Regions from separate parts of the Homo sapiens genome. Here region 2 is linked to region 1. Evidence: read pairs that join two places in POLR2A ChIA-PET (ENCODE). Cell type or tissue: PC-3. All regions are shown on one strand. Links, peaks and the distances in the headings refer to the core of each region. The heading gives the core; the rest is flanking DNA. Region 1 has its middle 9.1 kb from the start of SAV1. Region 2 overlaps ATL1 (atlastin GTPase 1).

Region 1 (4,401 bases), core at 198-4,197:
TATGCAATCAAGGATCACCAGAAATTTCAGGAAAACTTGCAACATGAGTGATAGCAACATAAACAGAAAAATAGACTACAAATAAAACAGGTAATTCAGAGTATAAATGAGTACTTTAAGCAACAATGCTTATTACTATCAACAGGATGATTTGCAAGAAGATATTGCACTCATAAAACAATAGGAAGCTATGAAAAAGAAACAGATCAGAACAATAAAGAGCTGTTGGAAATTAAAGATAGGGGTTGCCAAAGTAGAATTTTCAGAACAAAGTTAGGAAGATAAAGTTGAGCAAATCTCCCAGAAAACAGAACAAAAAGACTGAGATGGGAAATCTCAAAGAACAGAAAAGAGAAATAGGCTTTATACAAAAGGCCCAATATCCTGAAAACTTAAGTTCCAGAAAGAGTTAACAGAGAAAATTGAGAAGTATATGGCAGACTCACTTCACAGCAATAACTTAAACATACCCTGAGAATGACCCTATGATCTCAGAAGAATGTGTGTTCGAAATTCCAAGCTAAGGAATTTGGGAGTAGCCAACCCAGAGATTCATTCCTTATCTATGAGGAACATCTGAATCCCCAGCCCATCCCATGGAAGACAGGCCTTCCAGGAGGATTGAGGTCCTTTGTTTTGGGTTAAATGAAGCTTGTCAGGTGGAGGTTGTTAGGAGGAGGGTGCTAAGGGAAAATGCTACATAAACTGCGCACTTTTTACAGAGGGCAGTGGTTCTCCTGTCCAGCCCACTGCCACTGGACTACCCTGTATATGAGTCCCCTCAATAAGTCCTATGTCTTGTTTGCTGGCTCCAGTTTCTTCTTCGGCCTCTCAAACACGGTGCCATTCCTACTGAAATCAGTAGGGGTCTGGTGACAAGATGCCATCATCAAAAATGAACACAAGATATTTTTTCAGAGAGGGAGGAATTTCCCAATTGATAGGGTATCCCAAGTGCCCTTCGAAATAAATGAAAAAAGATCCATGTCTCAATGTGTTGTGAAATTTCAGAACATTAAGGGTAAAAGGAAGACCCTGAAAGGTTCCAGTGAAAAGATCTTAGCATTCTGACATTTGTATATCCTGCAAACAGAAGACAAAAGTATCAATTATGAAGGAATGAGAATCACACTAATGTCAGATTTTTCATCAGCAACAAGGATTTCTATAAGACTATGGAGCAATGCCCTCAAATAAATGAGGGAAAATTAGTTGACAATTTTATACCCATCAAAAAAGGTGAATCAAAATCCAAATGTCAATCAAAAATGAAAGAATAAAGACATTTTTTGGAAATAAAGGGACTCAGAAAGTATACTTTTCATGTATCCTATTCTAGTAAGTTACTTTAGAAGATAAGTTTTTAAAAAATGAGAGAATAAACTCACACAAAGGACAAAACAAAAACAGAAAAATAGGGACTCAAGAAATAGTGAATCTAACTCAGGAAAGTAATTTTAGTCTCAGTATCATGGTTGTATAGCAAGCCTGGAAGCCAATCAATCCAGAGTGAAATTGGCCTTTAGAGGACTCTAAAAGGAAGCTACCTAGGAAAAGATGAGATTTAAGAAATCTGTGTTAGAACAAATTACGAAGGTGATAAAGGCAGAAGATTCAGTGAAAAAAGAAAAGCAATGGGACATGAAAATTCAGGGAAATACAGCATTTTGGGACCTTCTGAGAAGACCTACTTTGAGAACAAAGAGATTAGATTTGATTTTGACAAACCAAGAGATTAGTCAAAATTTGAAACTCAGGATTGGAGAAGTAACTGTAAGTGAACAGGTGGTAATCATTGAATACATTTAACTACAGAAAAGCCTAAACAATGGTGAGAAATAGGGTTTTTAAAGAAACCAGGCCAGGCACAGTGGCTCATGCCAGTAATCCCAGCACTTTGGGAAACTGAGGCGGGAGGATCCCTTGAGCCCAGGAGTTTGAGGCCAGCCCGGGCAACACAGGGAGACCTTCCGTCTTTACAAAAAAAATGCAAAAATTAGCCAAGTGTGGTGGAACATGCCTGTAGTCCCAGCTACTCAGGAGGCTAAGGTAGGAGTATCAATTGAGCTCAGGAGGTTAAGGCTGTCATGAGCTGTGATCGTGTCACTACACTCCAGGATGGGTGACAGAGTGAGCCCGTTTCAAAAATAAAAAATAAGGAAACCAAACTTTGTTATGCATTTTCTCATGTTACCGCATCTTAAAAAATTTCAGTTTAAAGAGCTCAGTATCTTTAACAACAACCAAAATTATACATTGAGTCAAGACAGGTCTAAACAGGACATTGAATGTCAAAATCCTGTGCCTTTGGCTGGCAATGCTGTTTATTTCGTGCTGATCAGGATTGAGGAACTAGAAATAACAATGTAGACAAAGAGCAGATTCAGTGGAGTGAGGAAATGGGAGGGGATGAACAGGAGGTTGTGGTCAGAGGGGAATTTCAGAGTTTTAAATAGTTATCAGGTGTGACCAAATTAGCTCGTAGTTGGAGTAGAGGTGGAAGTAATGAAATTGAGAAAGGAATGTAAAGGTCGCATGTTAGAAAACATGGAATATGGTAAAACAAACAACAAACTAAGCCATTGAAACAGGATGAAGGGACTGTCCTGCAAGTAGTAGAGAAGGAAGAGGAACGGCGACATAAATAAAAGGCATAAAAATAGATTTCTTTCTTATGATTCATGTATTACTCAGAGGCTTCTGAATTCCTAGAACTTCTATTGAGATTTCCAAATCAGTTAGTAATAATATTCAAATATTGTATTTCACTGATGTGCTTTACTGTTAATTTCACAGTGCTATTAGAGGCCTAATGTCTTCAGATAAATTGATGTCAGAGCTTCCACAATAGTCTGTTGTCAATTTAGAGTATGGGTAGCTTTGCATGTTAGGGCCAAATGATCTCAGATGTAATTAGTTAATAGAACTGTGGGTGATCAGAAGTTAAGGATCTTGAGATGGAGAGAATGAGCTGGAAGTATCCAGGTGGGCCCAATGCCCAACGTAATCACAAGAGTCCTTATAAAAGAGAGTCAGGAAAGTGGTGACAGGAGACGTGAGGATAGAAGCAGGAGGTTGATGAGGTGAGCCAAGCAGGCAGCCAGTCTCCAGAGGCTGAAGAAGTCAGGGAAGCGGATTCTGCCCTCAGAGCTCCCAGAGGCAGCCACCCTGCCAACAACACCTGGGCTTTAGCCTCCTGAGACTGATTTTGGACTTCTCATCTCCAGAATTGTAAGATAATGAATTGGTGTTGTTTTATGCCAGTAAGTTTATGGTAGTTTTTACGGTAGCAACAGGAAACTAATACGAAAAGTTTGCAAATGGTTTCAGGGTTTTGATTGCCAAATTTTATCAGCAGTGTGTGAATGCCTGTCTTTAAATTTTTAACTGACACATACATATTATGGAGTACAGAGTGATATTTTGATGCGTATGTACAATATGTAATGATCCAATCAGGGTAATTAGCATTATCTGTAACTTCAAATATTTATAATTGCTTTGTGGTGGGAACATTCAAAGTCCTCTCCTAGCTATATGAAAATATACAATAGACTACTAACTATAGTCACTCCACAGTGTCATAGAACACTGCAATTTATTTTTCCTAACTGTAGTTTTGCATCCATTAACCAGCCTCTCCCTATCTTCCCCTCTCCCCTACCCTTCCCACCCTCTAGTAATCACTATAGTTTTTTAGTGTCCACATATGAGTGAGAACATGCATTACTTATTTTTCCTTGCCTAGCTTATTTCACTTAATATAATGTCCTCTAATTCCATCCATGTTGTTGTAAATGATATGATTTAATTCTTTATGGCCAAATAGTATTCCATTGTGTATATATACCACATTTTCCTTAGCCATTCATCTGTTGGTGGATTTCATGTGCGTCTGTGTGAGGAGACCACCGAACAGGCCTTGTGTGAGCAACAAGGCTGTTTATTTCACCTGTGTGCAGGTAGGCTGAGTCCGAAAAGAGAGTCAGCAAAGGGTAGTGGATTATCATTAGTTCTTATAGGTTTGGGGATAGGCGGTGAAGTTAAGAGCAATGTTTTGCGGGCAGGAGTGGATCTCACAAAGTACATTCTCAAGGGTGGGGAGAATTACAAAGAACCTTCTTATGGGTGGGGGAGATTACAAAGTACCTTCTTAAGGGTGGGGGAGATTACAAAGTACATTGATCAGTTAGGGTGGGGAAGAAACAAATCACAATGGTGGAATGTCATCAGTTAAGGCTATTTTTACTTCTTTTGTGGATCTTCAGTTACTTCAGGACATCTGCATGTATACGTGCAAGTCACAGGGGATGCGATGGCTTGGCTTGGGCTCAGAGGCCTGACAGTGGACACTTAGGTTGATGCCATATTTTGGCTATTGTGACTAGCACTGCAATAAAC
Region 2 (4,401 bases), core at 222-4,221, 50 kb before region 1:
CAGGCTGGGCCCAGTGGCTTACACCTGTAATCCCAGCACTTTGGGAGGCTGAGGCAGGTGGATCACTTGAGGTCAGGAGTTTGAGACCAGCCTGGCCAACATGGTGAAACCCTGTCTCTACTAAAAATACAAAAATCAGCCAGGCATGGTGGCACATGCCCATAGTCCCAGTTACTTGGGAGGCCGAGGCAGGAGAATCGCTTGAACCCAGGAGGCAGAGGTTGCAATGAGCCAAGATCGCACCACTGCACTGCACTCCAGCCTGGGGGACTGAGTGAGGCTCTGTCTGAAAAAAAAAAGAAAAAAAGTGTTACTCCAGTGAACACACAGATTATAAAAAAGTGAAACAGCTTTTTTGCTGACACAGAGAAAGCTTTAGTTTGGATAGAAAATCAAAACAGCCACAACATGCCCTTAAGCCAAAGCCTAATCCAGAGCAAGGCCCTAACTCTGTTCAATTCTATGAATGCTGAAAGAGTTGGTAAAGATGCAGAAGAAAAGTTGGAAGCTAGCAGAGGTTTTTGGTTCATGAGGTTTAAGAAGCCATCTCCGTAACATAAAGTGCAAGGTGAAGCAGCAAATCTTGATGTAGAAGCTACAGCAAGTTATCCAGAAGATCTACCTGAGATCATTGATGAAGGTGGCCACGGTAAACAGAGATTTTCAATATGGATGAAATAGTCTTCTATTGGAAGATGCCATCCAGGACTTTCCCAGCTAGAGAGGAGAGGTCAATGCCTGGCTTCAAAGCTTGGAAGAACAGGCTGACTTTCTTGTAGCTGGTGACTTTAAGTCGAACCCAGTGTTCATTTACCATTCCCCAAATTCTAGGCACTTAAGAATCATGCTAGGCCGGGCACGATGGCTCACACCTGCACTTTGGGAGGCCCAACACTTTGGGAGGCCGAGGTGGGTGGATCACGAGGTCAGATAGAGACCACGGTAAAACCCCGTCTCTACTAAAAATACAAAAAATTAGCCGGGCGCAGAGGCGGGCACCTGTAGTCCCAGGTACTCAGGAGGCTGAGGCAGGAGAAGGGCGTGAACCCAAGAGGCAGAGTTTGCAATGAGTCGAGATCACACCACCAGCCTGGGTGACAGAGTGAGACCCGTCTCAAAAAAAAAAAAGAAAAAAAAAATCATGCTATACCTACTCGTTTGTGCGCTATTAATGGAAGAACAAAGCCTATGTAACAGTACAGCTGTTTACAGCATGGGTTACTGAATACTTTAAGCCCACTGTTCAGACCTACAAAGAAAGATTCCTTTCAAAATATTACTGCTCGTTGGCAATGACCTTATTCATCAAAGAGCGCTGATGGAGATGTATTTAAGGAAATTAATGTTTTCATGCCTGCTAACACAATATCCATTCTACAGCCCAGGATCAAGGAGTAATTTTGACTTTCAAAAGTTAATAAGAAATACATTTTGTAAGGCTATAGCTGCCATAGATAGTGATTCTTTTGATGGATCTGGGCAAAGTACATTGAAAACCTTCCAGGAGAAATTCACCATTCTGGATGCCATGAAGAGAATCTGTGGTTTATAGGAGGCAAAAATATCAACAAGAATGTGGAAAAAGTTGATACCAACCCTTCTGGATGACTTTGAGAGGGGTCCAAGACTTCAGTGGAGGAAGGAAGTGCATGTGTGGTGCAAACAGCAAGAGAACTTAAAAGTGGAGCCTGAAGATGTGACTCAATTTTGTATTCTCTTAACGGATAAGGAGTTGCTTCCTATGGATAAGCAAAGACAGTGGTTTCTGGAGATGGAATCTACTCCTAGCGAAGATGCTGTGAACAGTGTTGAAATGACAACAAAGGGTTTAGAATATTTTTTATTGGTACATAATAGATGTACATATTTTTGGAGTACATATGATAAATTGATACATCCATATAATGTGTAAAGATCAAATCAGGGAAAGTGTGGTATTTATCACCTTAATATTTCTTTATGCTAGGAACATTCGAATTATTCTCTTCTGGCCATTTTGAAATGTACAGTAGATTATTGCTAATTACAGTCACCCTACTGAGCTATTGAACACTGTCTTATTTCTTCTAACTGCTTTATTTGTACCCATTAATCAACCTCTCTTCATCCCCTTCCCCCTACTCTTTTCCTTTCCAGGGCTTTAAAATATGAAATAAAGTTAGTTGATAAAGCATTGGCAGGGTTAGAGAGGATTGACTCCAATTTTTAAAGAAGTTCTACTATGAGTAAAATGCTGTCAAATGGCATCCCAGGCTACAGAGAAATCTTTCATGAAAGGAAGTCTATCAATATGGCAAACTTTACTGTTGTCATATTTTAAGAAATTGCCACAGCCACCTCAACCTTCAGCAACACCACCCTAATCAGTCAGCAGCCATCGACATCGAGGCAAGAGCCTCCACCAGCAAAAAGATTGATGTGCTGAAGGCTCAGATGATCCTTAGCATTTTTTGCAATAAAGTGTTCTTAAATTATGTACATGGTTTTTAGATATGCTACTGCACACTTTACTAGACTGCTACATAATGTAAACATAACTTTTATATGAATTAGGAAATAAAAAAAATCATGTGACTTGCTTATTGCAGTGGTCTGGAACCAAACATGTATTATCTCTGAGGCATGCCTGTAACCAAAGTGAATGGTATGGTTAACTGAGATTACCCTTGTAACTTTTCAAAAAATTGAAAATGTTATTCAAGAACATTTAATATACTCCTAACTTAGTTTCTGGAAGAAAATACTCAATTGGCTCCATTCAAATAAAAATCAGTAAAACTGCTAAAGAATGTATTTCACAGTTTACTTTGAGAGCTTTATAGCATTGATCATTGTTTATTAAACCTCATTGGTTAACATGACTTCAGTGTAGTTAGATTTCCTAGAATTTGGATATACGTAGTTTTCTTAGATTTGGATTCATTCTGTGAATGAACTCAGTTTGCACTTCATGTTGTGTCACACGTCTTTTCATCTTGAAGGACTTGGATTAAGTGATAAATATTATTTTCCATGTCAAAAAGAGAAAAATTTAAAATGATTTTAAGCCACCTATAAAATACCAGTCCCATTTATAGTCATGCCTCGTGGATAGGGGGTGGAAAGATGTGGGCTGACAAAACATATATGCAGGCTCCTGATTATTAACGTATTCTAACAAACTCAACTAGCTAAGTGAAAAATTTTGATACAGTTGCCAATTTTACTCTGCATTGCATAAACAAATACTTCTCTATCTGATACAGATTTGTGGTGGTGACAAACCATTTCTGGCCCCAAATGACTTGCAGACCAAACACCTGCAACTTAAGGAAGAATCTGTGAAGCTATTCCGAGGGGTGAAGAAGATGGGTGGGGAAGAATTTAGCCGGCGTTACCTGCAGCAGTTGGAGAGTGAAATAGATGAACTTTACATCCAATATATCAAGCACAATGATAGCAAAAATATCTTCCATGCAGCTCGTACCCCAGCCACACTGTTTGTAGTCATCTTTATCACATATGTGATTGCTGGTGTGACTGGATTCATTGGTTTGGACATCATAGCTAGCCTATGCAATATGATAATGGGACTGACCCTTATCACCCTGTGCACTTGGGCATATATCCGGTACTCTGGAGAATACCGAGAGCTGGGAGCTGTAATAGACCAGGTGGCTGCAGCTCTGTGGGACCAGGTAAGAACACCTTTAATTCACAACTAAATTCAGCACACATTTGAATGTCATCCATGTGCCAGCCACTGCATTAGATGTTGGAAATACAGATCAACAGGAATTGGGCCCCAGTCATCAAGAATGTTATGACCTGCCCAGATACAAGCAACTAACTATATAATACTGTGTAAAATGTGAAGTCCTACACAACTATTTTCCAGTTAACATTTCAGCATTTAAAAAAATATACATCAGTTTAGTAGTATATATACTTTTTTTTCTTTTTTTGGGTAGGGGGGCAGTCTTGCTCTGTCATCTAGGCTGGAGTGCAGTGGCGTGATCTCAGCTCACTGCAACCTCCGCCTCCCAGGCTCAAGCAATTCTTGTGCCTCAGCCTCTCGAGTAGATGGGACTACAGGTGCATACCACCATCCCCAGCTAAGTTTTTGTATTTTTTGTAGAAACGGGGTTTCACCATGTTGGCCAGGCTGGTCTCAAACTCCTGACCTCAAGCAATCTGCGCGCCTCAGCCTTCCAAAGCGTTGGGATTATAGGCGTGAGCCACCCAGCCTACTTTTTATTATTCTAAAAATGTTATATCTATTAAAAGTTGTAAGAGACAACAGCTTTTATTTAGCTAATTATGACTTGTGTTAACATTATCTCATATTTACAACCTATGATTTGATTAGCATTAGCTTTGTTAGGAGCTATCTGAACCACTATCATAAGTTGTCATATCATT

What was found. Peaks named below come from ENCODE experiments on the same cell type or tissue, not always from the same donor. Only the 100,000 strongest peaks of a DNase experiment are listed, where the experiment ranks them.
Region 2: POLR2A ChIA-PET joins it to region 1 with 5 read pairs; 10 of 35 experiments call an interaction of 5 or more read pairs at or near these places.

The regions. Positions count from the first base shown.
Region 1 is chr14:50,675,254-50,679,654 of GRCh38, forward strand. No RefSeq gene overlaps it. Among named protein-coding and RNA genes, the nearest start is that of SAV1, 9.1 kb to the left of the region's middle. In PC-3, for the core only: no CTCF peak of the experiment used is centred there; DNase peaks (open chromatin) are centred at 558 and 2,488; H3K4me3 peaks cover 1,067 bases; H3K27ac peaks cover 2,222 bases.
Region 2 is chr14:50,624,786-50,629,186 of GRCh38, forward strand. ATL1 (atlastin GTPase 1) reads left to right here. Exons shown (of 14, transcript NM_015915.5): 12 at 3,246-3,677. Among named protein-coding and RNA genes, the nearest start is that of SAV1, 41 kb to the right of the region's middle. In PC-3, for the core only: no CTCF peak of the experiment used is centred there; no DNase peak of the experiment used is centred there.